Linked DNA regions of Homo sapiens: regions 2 and 3 are each linked to region 1. A link is a loop called in an ENCODE intact Hi-C map of the cell type or tissue named here. Cell type or tissue: endothelial cell of umbilical vein. All regions are shown on one strand.

What was found. Hi-C counts contacts between places; a loop is a spot of excess contacts. Peaks named below come from ENCODE experiments on the same cell type or tissue, not always from the same donor. Only the 100,000 strongest peaks of a DNase experiment are listed, where the experiment ranks them.
Region 2: it touches region 1 in a loop (4-fold over the local background); 2 of 110 quality-filtered maps call a loop at or near these places.
Region 3: a loop joins it to region 1, with 5 times the contacts of the local background. A loop is called at or near these places in 2 of 110 quality-filtered maps.

What each region holds. Positions count from the first base shown.
Region 1 is chr6:108,734,427-108,739,426 of GRCh38, reverse strand. It overlaps LOC107986629 (a long non-coding RNA gene), which reads right to left and starts at 1,165. Exons shown (of 2, transcript XR_001744280.2): 1 at 4-1,165. RefSeq lists an enhancer at 2,406-3,075. In endothelial cell of umbilical vein, no CTCF peak of the experiment used is centred here; DNase peaks (open chromatin) are centred at 1,296 and 2,376; H3K27ac peaks cover 1,658 bases.
Region 2 is chr6:108,832,861-108,837,860 of GRCh38, reverse strand. No RefSeq gene overlaps it. Among named protein-coding and RNA genes, the nearest start is that of ARMC2, 13 kb to the left of the region's middle. In endothelial cell of umbilical vein, a CTCF peak has its summit at 2,424 (motif pointing right); a DNase peak (open chromatin) is centred at 2,440; H3K27me3 peaks cover 393 bases.
Region 3 is chr6:108,586,886-108,591,885 of GRCh38, reverse strand. All of the region lies in intron 1 of FOXO3 (forkhead box O3), which reads right to left. Among named protein-coding and RNA genes, the nearest start is that of FOXO3, 28 kb to the right of the region's middle. RefSeq lists a silencer at 4,508-4,709. In endothelial cell of umbilical vein, no CTCF peak of the experiment used is centred here; DNase peaks (open chromatin) are centred at 55, 2,305, 3,165 and 4,005; H3K27ac peaks cover 3,549 bases.

The DNA of each region.
Region 1 (5,000 bases):
TACCTGATGCAGATGGAACAGTTTATTCAAGTTAACAGGGAAGGTAGATGTGCCCACTTTCTATGGAATCCTCTTCAGAAGACTTGGTGGACTTGGCGAGTCAGGCTCCTAGCAGATATGAAGTGGTGGAGGAAGTGACTGAGGTGGTGAGTTTCCTTCACGCTCACGCCCTGTGCTGTGGCCAGTTTATGGGGCACTTGGAAGAAGTTAAAGCAGAGTGCGCACATCCCGTTTATTTTCATGCAGGCAAAGGGCTGGGCTGTCAAAACCTGGAGAGATACACTAAGCAGCGTCCTCAGACCCAGGTCTTGTCAGAATTTATTCTGACGTGGCTCACAAAGCTGTGATACAGGAGTGAAGATGCAATTACTTAGGCAGATAGTGAGGGTATGGAAGTCCTTGGTAAGGTTTTCCTTTTAATGAAAAGCAGCCCCAAATCATTTTCCTTTCCAGCAAAGAGCAGCCTATAAAATCGAGCTGCAGACATACATGCAGGCAGTTGTGCCAGCCATGTTCAAAATGGCGGCTCCATCGTCCCTTCTTTGCCAGCCACCTGTACAGTAAGGAGCAGAGAAGATGGCACCAGCTAAGGGGAAAGTTGATTTGCCTTATAAGATTAGGGTGGGGCGGCCATCCTTCCCTGCGCGCTATGTAAACATCGTACCTGATCGAACCAATCTGTGAGCCCTATATAAATTAGATACCACCTCCTCAAGCCTGACTATGAAATCCGGCACATCCATGGCCAACTGGCTCTTCTCTGGTTCTTTTTCCTCTCGGAAGCCCTCTCTTTCTAACTAGAGAGAGCTGTTTTCCTTTCTCTTTCTCTTTCTTTTGCCTATTAAACCTCCTTTCCTAAACTCCTCATGTGTGTCCGTGTGTCTGTGTCCTAAATTTTCTTGGTGCCAGACTGGGAACCTCGGGTATTTACCCCAGACAACTTAGAGGCTTCAGTTGTACCTTCTTGCTGTGATACAAATTGTCTGAATGTATCGAATTGAGGCTGCTGGGGAGAGGAGAGCCTTTCTAACGTGAACACAGAAGTGTGGGTGTCCAGATTCACATGGGCATGAGGTTTGAAAATGAACCTGAGACAGCCTTTCTGTCCCATTCCTGAACTGCCCTGGGTGCCACAGAGTCCCAGATTTGAAACACTGCAGAGCCATTTGGAGAAAATGAAGTCACAATTTAAGAAGGAGTCACAGATGAAGCAATATGAATCATGCATAAGTTTCTCTAGCTGCCTCTGGAGTTTGAGTGTGGGGGCGTGGCTGTGTTATCAAGCATCTGTCCCATGAGGGTGACTCAGTTTCAGTGGATTGACCACCTAGAAGACACGGTACTTCCGGAATTGGAGATACGTTTCAGAATCAGTACTGAATTGTCTGCTATGAGCCAGACTCCATGCCTCACTCATCACAAATCGGCTGGAATGAAGTTAAGTCATCTCCAGTAAACCTACATCCAAAAACGAGGCATGTTTTTGATTTACTTAAATCCAATAATTGAGGATAGTTCCGACTTCTAAATATCAATAATTTTCTTTTGTTTTTCTTCTTCTTTTTTTTTTTTTTTTTTGAGACAGAGTTTTTTGCTCTTGTTGCCCAGGCTGGAGTGCAATGGCGCGATCTCAGCTCACCGCAACCTCTGCCTCCCGGGTTCAAGCAATTCTCCTGCCTCAGCCTCCAGAGTAGCTGGAATTACAGGCAAGTGCCACAACAGCAGCTAATTTTTGTATTTTTAGTAGAGTCGGGGTTTCTCCATGTTGGTCAGGCTGGTCTCGAATTCCCGACCTCAGGTGATCCACCTGCCTCGGCCTCCCAAAGTGCTGGGATTACAGGTGTGAGCCACCGCGCCCGGCCCAATATCAATAATTTTCTTGGCCCGACCACAACTGATTATAAACTAATTCTAGGCCAGTAAACTGTATACTATGATCTGAAAAGAATTATTTGGACTGCTTTTGTGTTACGGATACACATCTACATGCCTGAATAGTGAAACCTTTGCCATAGAAAATGCCATGCATGTCTTGCCACTGAGCTTAAAAAAAATTAATAAATAAAAAACAAAAATATCATGCAGCAGCATGCACAGATAAGGATTTCTGATAGAATGGCTCACAGATGAAAAAGAAACACTCCTCTCTTAGACCCTTGCCTGGCCCTAACCTCTCTGGAGTCTACATATTCCTGAGGTTAACGTATTTCTTTCTAACTTACCTTTCTTTTAATTTCCAGTCAAATAATTTTTATTTAAATTCAATACGTCCTCAGGCTCAGGGTCCTGATTCCAGTGGAAAAAGTCCCTCTGGGTTCCCTGCCATTTGCCAAGCTGGAATGATTGACACATCCTATGAGTAACAGAGGGCCCAGCCTTTCCTGTTTCAGATCCTGAACCCCTTCTCTGCCCCGCTCAAGTTTTCTGCAATGACTCACTCCACTTCTCTCAGCACTCCCGGCCCCCACCCCTCTCCCTGCAAGTGATCTTTTGGAATTACCATCATAATGGGTAAAAAGAGAAGGAAAAAAAAATAGAACTTCTCTACTCCCAAGGAGAGTATTCTGAGAATTTTTTTTTTTTTTTTGAGACAGAGTCTCGCTTTGTCACCCAGGCTGGAGTGCAGTGGCGCGATCTCGGCTCACTGCAAGCTCCACCTCCTGGATTCATGCCATTCTCCTGCCTCAGCCTCCCCGAGTAGCTGGGACTACAGGCGCCCACCACCACGCCCGACTAATTTTTTTTTTTTTTGTATTTTTAGTAAAGAAGGGGTTTCACCATATTAGCCAGGATGGTCTCGATCTCCTGACCTCGTGATCCACCCGCCTCGGCCTCCCAAAGTGCTGGGATTACAGGCGTGAGCCACGGCACCGGGCCGAGAATATTCCTAACAGGAATATCTCAGCTTTCCTTCTGAATCCTCCCAGGGACTGGAACTCTCCAGTAGCTCTCTTTTTTTGTCCCCTGCCACCATGCCCTCTGTTCCCAGGCATTTGACTCCTGACCTGCTTCTCCCACCCAGACGGGGTTCTCTGGCTTTTCTCTGTGTGTCACTCTCTCTGCCAAATGGGCCTCAAGCCTCCAGAAAATCTGGCCCCTTTTCCATCCTTGTATATAAGAGGAAGAATGGGGAAAAGAGAGAACTTATTGAAAAAGAATCCGAGAGTACATTCCTCGATCTTTGTCCAGGTGATGCATTAAGAAGGTCACATCCACCGTGTCTGGTTTCACTTCCTTATCTCTCCAAGAGGGGTGGGACCAGAAGACTTCCAGGGCCCGCCCAGGTTTAGCAAGATTAGAATCGACCCTCCCTTGGCATGCCCTGGAAATTGGCCTCCGTGGAGCCGAACCCTCCTGCCAATGGGGACTGAGAGGCTGGTAATGCCTTGAGGATGGGGTAGGAGGAGCAGTGAGATAGAAGAGCAGAGTTACAGAATTGGTGGGGGAGACAGACAGCACTTGGAAAAAGGACAGATGAAACAATAAGGGCAAATGTGTCTGGAGCTTCCCAGTGTAGACAGGCTCCTGCTTGATCTCCTTTAAAAGCGGGAAGCACTCTGAGCACAGTTCCCATTTTACAGACAGTAAAAATGAGGCTCAGAAGCTAAATAAGCTGTCTAAAGTCACATGACTTGGAAATGCTAGAGCAGAGCCTACAGTCTGCCTTTATTTTTATTTTGTAATTTTTTTTCTTTTTTTCTTTAAGAGACAGAGTCTTGCTCTGTTACCCAAGCTGGAATGCAGTGGAGTGATCATAGCTCACTGCATCCTCCATCCTCCCACTCCTGGGCTCAAGTGATCCTCCTGTTTCAGCCTCCAGAGTAGCTGGGACTACAAGCTTGTACAACATCACCCATACAGACTGCCTTTAAATCCAATGCCCTTTCCACTGCACCAGGATGACTAAGTTCCTCCTGACTACCTGGCTGTAAAACTCCTGATACTGGTTGCCCTGGGGCAATGGTGTGACCAGGTCCCCATGACCCTTACCCTGCCACACTACCATTCAGGCCACAGAATGCTTTGTGGGGACATCTCTCTCTCTTCCTTTTTTTTTTTATACCGTTTTACTTTAATTTACTATTATGTTCTTTAGTTCCATTTATCAAAACTTTTCATCATATTCTTATAACTCAATTTCACTTTTGTAAGAGAAGTCACGGCAGCACTTGGGGGTTGGGGAAGGAGAGGCATCACGTACGGTGGGATTTGCCTTCTGCATCCCGGGGTATCCCAAGGTGATACCTTGGGATTTATTAGGATCTCAAGCCAGGGCAACATAGATACAGCAGCATTTCTGAAACTTAAGAAGTATGGCTGTCTGTTTAAAAAAACAAACAACAAAACCCCTCAAACCTCTTAGTATGGATTTAAATTATTTTCGCCATGTTTGTTTCTTGAATATGTCCAAATTAAATATAAGCTAGATATGACATTTAATAAAAACTCCTTAATCCTATGGCTCTCAGGTAAGTGTCTGGTTTTGCTGAAACTAAATTGCCAACACTGAATTAAGTGGTCAAGTTAGCATGAGTCTGCATCTGTTTCTGCACTGGACTTTAATAATGCCATTAGCAGAGGATGCCTTTGCACCCAGGTACATTGTGGAAGTTAGTAACTGCAGGGCTATTTTTCCTTCAGGGATGTCGTACTCATACTTAACCAAAGCTCTGCTAGGAGCAATCCTTGAGAGCCAGCTCTGGCTCCAGCCTTTGGAGACCTCTGCCTTTTCCACTTGAAGACAGAATTTGGGTCCTGTTGGCCAATTCTCGCTGCAAACTGTTAGATGAAAGTAAAGTAAAACGGGTCTGTGTGCGACACGTCTGCATACACGTGAATGAGGCCTTTGAGTCTGGCAGGCTTCCCTGCCACGTGCTCTCACTTCACTGGGGTAATGCCTTTGCATACACAAATGCAGCCATGTGCCCTGAAGAGCAGGCAGCATTCAGGTCTCCATAGCCACCTGGGTGATCTAGTAGAGGCTCATATAATTTTTTTGA
Region 2 (5,000 bases), 98 kb before region 1:
CTGGGGCTGGTCACACTCCTAGCCCAGGTTGTAGAGAGAAAAGGTGCTAGCATTACTCATTATCTTCTACTGGCATTAATGCTGTAATAAAATGCAACATGTGGGTTTCTGCGTTTTTTTCAAGCTTTAACCACAGAATTGGGACTTAGATGCACTTGCATTGTGGGGAAATGAAACTGAATTTGGAGTCATCCTTCACAGCAGGACAGATGCCACAGGCAAAGTTGTCAGGGTCTCAAAGTTAGAAAAGGGATCTTGAGTTCTCTTCTTTTGGCTCCTCCTTTTCTCTCTCTTTTCCTTGTTCCTTCCTGCCTTCCTGTCTGCCTTCCTGTCTCCTTTTTCTGTTTCTCTGTTTCTTCTTTCTTTCTCCCCTCCCCCAGTCCTCTCCTCCCCTCTCCCTGCCCTTCCTTAACCACAAATGTAACCAACCCCAAACCACTGACTTGCTGTTCTGCTCATTCATCCTTACGGGTTTTCTTGGTTACATAAGCTCTCCAGTTTTGGCATATTTGGGAATCATTTATTTCATTATATAGTAAGACCTCGGTGGCCCAAGGGACATTTTTTTCCTGCCCCTTCCCAGTTCCATTTACGTGAGGCCCCAGTGAGATTTCTGAAAGAAAATGATAGACGGCCCCAGGACTGATGTTCCGGCCTCGGGAGACCTGACACAGAAGGTTTCTGTTCTGGGGAATACGCATCAGTGTTGGAGGAGACCTTTTAACAAATTGTAAACTTTTCATCTCTTTATTAAGATGGAATTAACATAACATAAAATTAACCATTTTAAAGTACACAGTTCTGTGGCATTTTGTACATTCACAATGCTGTAAAACCACTATCCCTATTTAGTTCCGAAACACTTTCATCACCCCTAAAGGACTCATTAAGCAGCCATTTCCAATTTCTCCTTCCCCTCAGCCCCTGGCAAGCATTAACCTGCTTTCTGTCTGCCTGGATTTACCTATTCTGAACATTCTGTATAAATGGAATCATATAATACATGGCCTTTCGGGTCTGGCTTCTTTTATTAGGTATAATGTTTTCAAGGCTTATCCATGTTACAGCATGTATCAGTACTCCCTTTGTCTTTTTAGGGCTGAGTAATGCTCTTTTCCACAGATATACCACATTTTGTTTATCCATTCATCAGCTGATGGAGCATTCAGATTGTTTCACCTTTTAGCTATTATGAATAGTGCTGCTATTTGTGTACAGGTTTTTGTGTAGACAAAGTTTTTATTCCATCCAAGAGTTACTGGGTCATATAGTAATTCTGTTTAAAATTCTGAGGAACCATCAAACTGTCTTCCACAGTTGCTGCACCATTTTACATTCCCATCAGCAGTGTATGAAGATTCCAATTTCTACCCATTCTAGCTAATACTTGCTATTGTCTGTGTTTTTAATTATAGTCCTAGTCCTTCTAGTGAGTGTTAAGTATTTCAAGGTGGTTTCAGTTTGCATTTCACTAGTGACTATTAATATTGAGTATCTTTTTTTTTTTTTTTTTTTTTTTGAGACCAGGTCTCCGTGTGTTGCTCAGGCTGGAATGTAGTGGTGAGATCATAGTTTACTCCAGGCTTGAACTCCTAGGCTCAAGTGATCCTCCTGCCTCAGCTCCTGAGTAACTGGGACCACAGGAACATACCACCATGTCCAGCTCTGGGCATCTTTTCAAGTGTGTGTTGGTCATTTGCGTATCTTCTTGGAAAAATATCAATTCGAGTCCTTTGGCCATTTTTAAATTGGGTTGTCTTTTTGTTGGGGAGTCATAGACTTCTTAAATATTCTGGATATTAGATCCTTTCGTATATGGTTTGTAAATGTTTTCTCCCATTCTGTAGTTTTTCTTTTTATTTTCTTGATAGTGTCCTTAGATGCACAAAAGAGTTTTTAATTTTGATGAAGTCTAATGTATCTCTTTTTTTCCATGTGTTGCTTGTGCTTTTGGCATCTTATCTAAGAATCCATTGCCAAATCCATGGTTGTGAAGATTTTCTCCTGTTTGTTCTAAGTTTTAGCTCTTACATTTAAGTCTTTGATTCATTTTGAGTTAATTTGTATGTATGGTGTGGTTAGTGGCCAAACATCATTCTCTTGCATGTGGTTATCCAGTTGTCCCAGCTGTTGAAGAGGGAAAAAACTTTTTTGAGGCAACAATATGTTATATCACTTAAATGTCCTTCAATGATGCAGGGCCAGGGTTGCCGGAGTGGAGATTTTTGGGAAAAGGGGCAGTAAGATCCTGAGGGTGTGAGCTGATAAGACAGTGGTTGCTGTGATGTTCTGAAGAAACAAAGCCCACTGCTCTTCTGCCAGCAGCCACCTGAGGCATGGCAGGAGAGTGGGGACAGTGATGAGAGGAGAGGTGGCTCTTGGCAGCAACAAGGTCAAACTGTGCTGAGGCAGCAGCAATGGTGTCTGTGGCCACCAGGGGGCAGAGCAGAGGTGGGTACCAAGCAGGAGTACATTAAATGGCCACCACGGTGCCCCATGTAGGCAGAGGGCCCTCTGCTAGGAGAAGAAAAGGACTTAAAGGACATGGGTTTCAGCATTTCCATTGTTGGGTGCTTGAAGCCAAAAATTATTTTTGTTACTTTTTTCTTGTCCTCCCCGGGGATGGCACGGCCTGGAAAAGCAAAAATTACGATTAATTTCCCTTTTCAAAATGCAGTTCAGAAAAGAACATTCTGTTTTTCAGGACCCTGGCTTTCTGTGAGAAAGCCTATCCTAGCATTCAAAATTAAGTTATGTTTGCCAAAATGTAAATTTCTTTCAATCGCTATTTGTTTTAAAGTCACTGCTTATATTTGTGGCAGATAAAATAATAGGGAAAAGGAGGAATAATTTATCTAAAAAATAGCAATTCTATTTTTGGGAAGGGATGTCACAGAGAACTGCTATAGTTCTGTAATATTAATCTATGTCAGATTTTTCAAATGTCAAGAATACAGTTTACATTTACTGCCACAAATTTGGTGAACATTCTTCATTATGCACTAAGCAGAAAATTTGAAAGTAAATGTTCAGCAATGCTCAGACAAATGAAGAAATCCCCTCCCCCAGGCCATCTTTTGACATAACTAGGACAATCCAATATAATAACCCTCTAAAAGGATTAATTCTGCCTAAAACCAGCTCCTGAAGAAACCACATGGCACTTTCTGAAACGTTCTTGATAATGTTCACATCTTTATCACAGTTACAACCCATGAGCCTGGTGCTCACTCAGTGTCTTTGAAGATTCTATGACAATGCTGAATGAGGGCATCTTTACAATCACAAGAAACCATCAATAACATTAAAATCTACAGAATAAAACAGCGTAAGTTTCCATTTTGCTTCTATTAAATATTAGAAAATACCCATTGCTGGTGATGGTGTAGTGGAACTCGTCCACACCTACATTGCCAATAGCAATGCAAAGCCATTAGAAATATTTATATGATTTAGTGATTTGCATTATCCAAAAGAAGAATAATCTTTTACACCTGTTTAATACAAAATTAATATAAGAGCATTTGCAAGCCAGAAGCCTCTTAACCATCTAGTGAGGGTGGTAGTGGTTAGGTAAAATATACTGTAACCATTTAATGCATATAAGGGTAAAGTAGAGGCATTGAGATATACAAATGACACAATGTTCAGAGGCACAAATAGTTCTGTTGAGGCAGGGGGAGAAGCAGAATTTTAAGTGCAGTTTTTCCTTCTGTTATTTAAAGTATCATTCATAGTTGCCATAATATTTTTTGTTTGATAAAAATGTTAAATTAATTGCAGGGTAGGTACATTACCTTTTGGTTATATGTAAGAGGATACAAAGTTAAGCATACATAGCATTTCATGTTTTAAAATTTTTTTTTATTTCAGTAGTTTTTAGAGTACAAGTGGTTTTTGGTTACATGGATGAATTGTATAGTGGTGAAGTCTGAGATTTTGGCGCACCCATCACGTCACCTGAGTAGTGTACGTTCTACCCAATATATCATTTTTTTTAATTATTTTATTTTTTGAGACAGAGTCTCGCTCAGTCGCCCAGGCTGGAGTGCAGTGGCGCGATCTCGGCTCACTGCAAGTTCCGCCTCCCGGGTTCACGCCATTCTCCTGCCTCAGCCTCCCGAGTAGCTGGGACTACAGGCGCCCACCACCACGCCCGGCTAATTTTTTGTATTTTTAGTAGAGACGGTTTCACCGTGTTAGCCAGGATGGTCTCGATCTCCTGACCTCGTGATCCACCCGCCTCGGCCTCCGAAAGTGCTGGGATTACAGGCGCGATCCCTCAGCACCCCCCACCCACCCCGTAGCCCATTATATCACTCTGTAGCATTTTGTTTTTAAAAACGTTTACATTTATGCTTTGCTTGGCTTGGTTGGACTGGTCTATGATTACTTCCACACTGTATTAAGTTATATACCTACCCATTAGGCCGGGGTAGGGAGGAACCCTCAGGGGTCAAGCCATTCAGTGGCAAGTCTCAAGGGAGAGCCTGGGCAGACTTCCAGGGAAAGCTTGGTGAGTGGGCATCACAAGGAAGACAGTGGCAGAAAGGAAGCCGACTTTGGCGTCGGGGTATAACTTCTGCGGCATCTTCATACTTTATCGTCTGTGAATGCTACACTGCGGTGCTCCACAGAGCGTACGGCACCCTGGTGTTCTGCAGTGCCCAGTATCTACTGATCCCCTACTGTAGTGGACACAGTTTTGCCTACTTCTTCCTTGCAGAATTCCTGGTAATGAACGACAAAACCCACTCAAGTTAGTTTAGGCCAGAAAGGAATTTTTTGAGAAACATAGGGAGCTCATAGAATTTCCAGGAGGGCTGGAAAATAAAGGCTTGAAGGCTACATAACCTGGAACAATACCCAAATTATCCTACCAAGCTGCTCCAGCGGAGGCCTGCATCCGCTGCCGCCTACAGCGCAGATGCTATGCACAGGATGCTACCACTCAGCTGTCTCCGAAAACTTGACTGTCTTTCTGCAATGCTCCTCCACCT
Region 3 (5,000 bases), 150 kb after region 1:
ACTAAAAAGAGGGTGGTGCTTAGCTTTAAAACAAATACATAAAACTTCCTAAGGATACTGTAATATTTTTCTCTCAAAGTAATCAGAACTTATAAGTAACTTTGCATAAAGTACAATCCCAAAATCTCGGCTTCAGAAACACGAAGTTTTGTTTTGTGTCACCTCCCTATACAATAACTGGCTCAATCAAATGGAAAGAAAAACGATAACTTGAGATGTTTTGTTTACAGCCAGCTCAAGATGTTATTTCAAGCTGCTGAAGAACTATGAGGAAACTGTATCCAAGCAAATTTTCACGTGCTGCTTCCTGAATGCCTGACCGAAAAGTGAACTTTATTTAGGACTTCAGTTTAATTTGGGTTCCAACCCTTCTGCTTTTTCCCGATGATTTAGAATTTTGGATTTCATGCTGACTCCCAGCTACCCCACCATCAGAAGGATGTAATGAGATTTCCCTTGAGGTGGGACTGCCCTGAGTTCTGTCTGGAAAAGAAAATAAATAGACCATTTAAATTTTGTGTAACCTAACTGCCCAAATGATGCACGACTGCTAGTGTTTCCAAGGGAATACAACTTGGGAAACTCTGTTCTAACAGGTAAGAAGTATAAACCTAGTAGTTTCAGGATGGCTGGCTGTCTACAACAGGCCTGGTTATTCTCAATGTCAGTGGACCATACTTATCCCAATGTGGGGTACAAAAATGAAAATAAACAGTTTCTAAAAGGTCACCCGATAAGTCCCAGCTACACCTGAGATGTGAAATGCTGTAACACTCCTGAGCCCCCATCTCCTTACTCATGCTTCAAACAGATCTTTACAAGTCACAAGGGCAGGCAGCAACATCTTCTAAAGGATGAGGCCTACCTACATGAGAAGGCTGTTGCCTGTCTACTCTGCCTCATTAACTAGTTTGGCACTCTGAGCCCACCACCAAGTGCTGGGCCTCAGTTTCGTCTGCTGTCAGGGGAGGCAGCTGAGCTAGGATGAGCTCTAACGTTATCTCCAATCTGAAAGCTGTCATATGAGGCTCAAAAAAGCGCCACAATCCCAATACTAAAATGAGAAAAGTTGCATATTTTTAAAACCATATTTGCAAGCAAGGCATCCAAAATTCTGACAAGAACATCAGTCTCAATTCTTCATTCCTAATTCTTGGCCATTGTAAACTCTAAATAAGTACTTTTCTTTTGTCTATCCATTACTTCTTTTCTTTCCTCTAATTTGAGTACAGGTTGAGTATCCCTCATCCAAATTACCTGGAAGTGTTTCAGATTTCAGATTTCTTCAGATTTTGGAATATTTGCATATACATAATAAAATATCTTAGGGATACGACCCAGGTTTAAACAGGAAATTCACTTATGTTTCATACACACCTCATACACATAGCCTGAAGATAATTTCATTTAGTATTTTAAATAATTTCGTGCACAGAACAAAGTTTTGACTGCAACCCCTTACATGAGATTGGATGTGAAATTTCCCACTTGTAGTGTCATGTCAACGCTCAAAAAGTTTCAGATTTTGGAGCATTTTGGATTTCAAATTTTCAAATTAGGGATGCTCAATCTGTATTATTTCTCAAAAAAAGGTGGGTGCTGGGTGTGGTGGCTCACGCTTGTAGTTCCAACTACTCAGGAGGCTGAGGTGGCAGGATCCTTTGAGCCCAGGAGTTCCAGTCTGCAGTGAGCATGCCACTGCACTCCAGCCTGCATGACAGAGTAAAGCCATCTCAAAAAAAAAAAAAGATTTAAATTAAATCCTATTAATGAATTCCAGTCTTCATATTTAACTTTATACAGCTATGTACCTGTGTTTGCCTGCATACTTATGTTTAAGGTTTTTCTATTAAGACATTGCACTGAACATGATATCCTTTAAGAATAACTCTCTTAATACCCATAACGTGATCGAGGATAAAAAAGTTTCTGGAAAAAAATAGCACCTGCTCTTGCAACAGTTCATCCTGGCAGCATGCTTTTGTTTTGATTATTCATGAAATTGCAGATTCACTCTTTAGCTTGACTAACATTCAGTAGGAAATAGTTGTGTGTTTTTAACATACTTACAATTGGAAGGCTCTATCTTAGAATCAGCAAAAGGCAACACTGTGTAATCCAAAAGTCCCCTAAATTTCCCATAAGGATCTGAAGAAGGCATTGGTTTCTTCAGAGACATCAGTCACAGGAACTCACATGAACAGCCAGTCACCCCTGCCTAACTCCTCCTCCTGCTCTTAATGGCAACTAAAGCTAAGGTTCCACCCCTGGGCTAGGCTGCAGGGGAGTGGACCTGCAAGTCTGCACTGGAAACCCGGAAAAGGCTGCCTGACTGGGGAATAATGCATGCACTCTAAGAACAAAAGCCTGCCTTAAACGAAGAACTTTCCAAGACAGTCAGGAATGGCAGGGCTGAGAGAATGCTGGCAGGAGTGTTTGTGCAAGCACACAGTCCTTCTTAGTACTGAATGTCCCCAGCACTTGGAGAGGAAGTAAACAAAGATTCGGGTTGTGCTTGTGTCTGTGTAGCCCAGGGCAGCCAAGGCCTGGCCCGGTCAAGACTCCCAGCTCCGGGGCAGGGGGTGCTTATGTCACAGAGCTCCAAAATGTGGGCTGCGTGTGCCCAGGAAAAATTATAAAGGCCAGTTTAAATACAGCCTATATTTCTCTCTACCACTTAGATTTTTTCTTTATTTTCAAAAACAATAATTTTCTGAAGTTAAGTAAAACTGGAACATGGAAAACAACTACTTGCGAAACAGTCCACAGGACTCCATGACAGCCTCCATTCTCCTCCTTAAGACGGATTTGCATCAAACTTCTCCATCACACTGGACCAAACACACTCTATTTTGTCTTAGGAAACCCTGAGGAACATGAATTTTTAAATGCTATACTGCAGAACCCATGCTTACCTAATAAATACTGAAGAACTAAGGTCATTACCTTCCATCAAAAAGTGTAAGTATTCCTTCAAGCCTTTCCATATTCCAGTTGCTTGAGAACAAACCATGTGGAGTTTTGTGGGTTTTTTGTCTAGTTGCAGAAAATAATCCCAGCACAGCAGAAAGCATGCTAAAGCTCTAGCATCCTGTTGAGGCTTGGAGTGAGAGGGCAAGGCCCAGTCAAGCTGTATTTTCTGTTTCTCCAGCCTACTATATTCTAGGAGGCCCAGCCCATTGTTTCCCAGTCAGCGAGGCACTGCAGCTTGACTCACCACAAAAACAGTTTAGTGTGTCTTGATATTTTAACTTTCTTCTTAACCTCTGCCTTTTGGGGAGTGAGAAGGAATCTAGGGGATATAAGGCAGAAGCAGTAGACCAGAGGAAGAAGGGAAGACCATGGTCTGTGTGTCTGCACGCATATCTCACTTTAAATAACAAATGCATTCTTTATAATTTTATAACTACAGTTGAATTTCTGAAATAGTATAACATTAATTAAAAGTTTTAAAATGTAAAAGCTCATTAAACAAATGTAATTGTGCAACTGCCTCCATTTACCTTTTTTAAGTCTTGATTTTTCATACAGTTTAGCTTTGAGAAAAAAAAAATACAACATCCAGTCAATGGTCTATGCAAATCAATCAGAAAACTAGCAAAAGGAACAAGCCCAAATGCAGAGAAAAACAAAAATTGAATTTTTCAATATACTGAATAGTTCAAAATAATTAAAAAACAACACACACTTTATGTACCTTTCTTGAACTTATCAACTTAAAGATGATAAAACACATTCGTAAATGAGATCATAAGCAATGCAACTGTTAGCAGATTATCACAGAACTTAGAGCTGTTAACTTAAAGTTGCCTTTGAAATTATGTTCATTTTTAGATGGAAGCTTACACTTAGGAAGCACGTTCCTTTTGCCTGACTGCAAACAGTGGGTATTAGGAAGGACGCTACACAGACAAGAAGCTAGAGGAGGAGGGAGGATGGGGGAGCCCTTCTCTAGTGCATGTCCCAGTTTGGAAACATGGGTCTGAGTCATCTCAAAGCGAAAGAATCCTTAAGTTTTCTATAAAAATATTTATGTGTGTCCTATGGCTGACTTAACACAATACAGGTGGGCAAAAGAAAAGTTCCAGGTTCCAGAACCAAATGTACCATCAGGGAAGTCAAGTAAGTACAGATAACCTCTGTGAGAAAAATTAAACATTTTGCCAAGGGTTTCTGATGACAATGCAAAAGCAGGAGAGTACATTGTACTTTAAACAATGCCTTGTCTGTTTGCAGGAACACAGACTGGTCTAAAACGAAGGGGAGAAAAAACAAGGCCAACACTGAGCCGGGGCTCTCACTTCAAAAGCAAGCCGTAGAACAAGTGTGTGGGGCGTGTGTGTGTGTATTTGTGTGTGCACACATACACATATATATATTTTTGCATGAATTTGCATAATACATGTGCCACAGGTGGGCACACAAAATTTCCACTGGCTGCCTGACACCTATTCCCATCAATCCCCCTAGCTGATGCTCCTCAACGAAACCACCTTACTCCCTTGAGCAATTTGGGACCGATTCTTCCCTAGAGAGCAGCAGGACCCCTTCATCTGTCACACAGAGGCTTCTCCCAGCCCTGAGCTCTTGTGAGCAACAGAGACCCTGGTAGAGGTGAGAAAACTAGGAAATGGAGTGAGCAGGCTGGGTTTATATTCACTCTGTCACTCAGAAGCTGGGTGAGCTTGGTCAACTTGGTCCACCAAATACCAACTGAACCAGTCATGGGCCAGACCCAGCTGTTAGCCTCAGTTTCTTCAGAAATTAAAAACGAATAGGCTGGGCATGGTGGCTCACACCTTTGAGAGGCACTTTGAGAGGCCAAGGTGAGAGGATTGCTTGAGCCCAGGAGTTCAAGACCAGTCTAGGCAACACAGCAAGGCCTCATCTCTACTAAAATAATAATAATAATAATAATAATAATAATAATAATAATAATAATAATAATATTTACGTTCAGGTTTATAGTGAGAATGGTGCTCAATAAATGTTAATGTAAT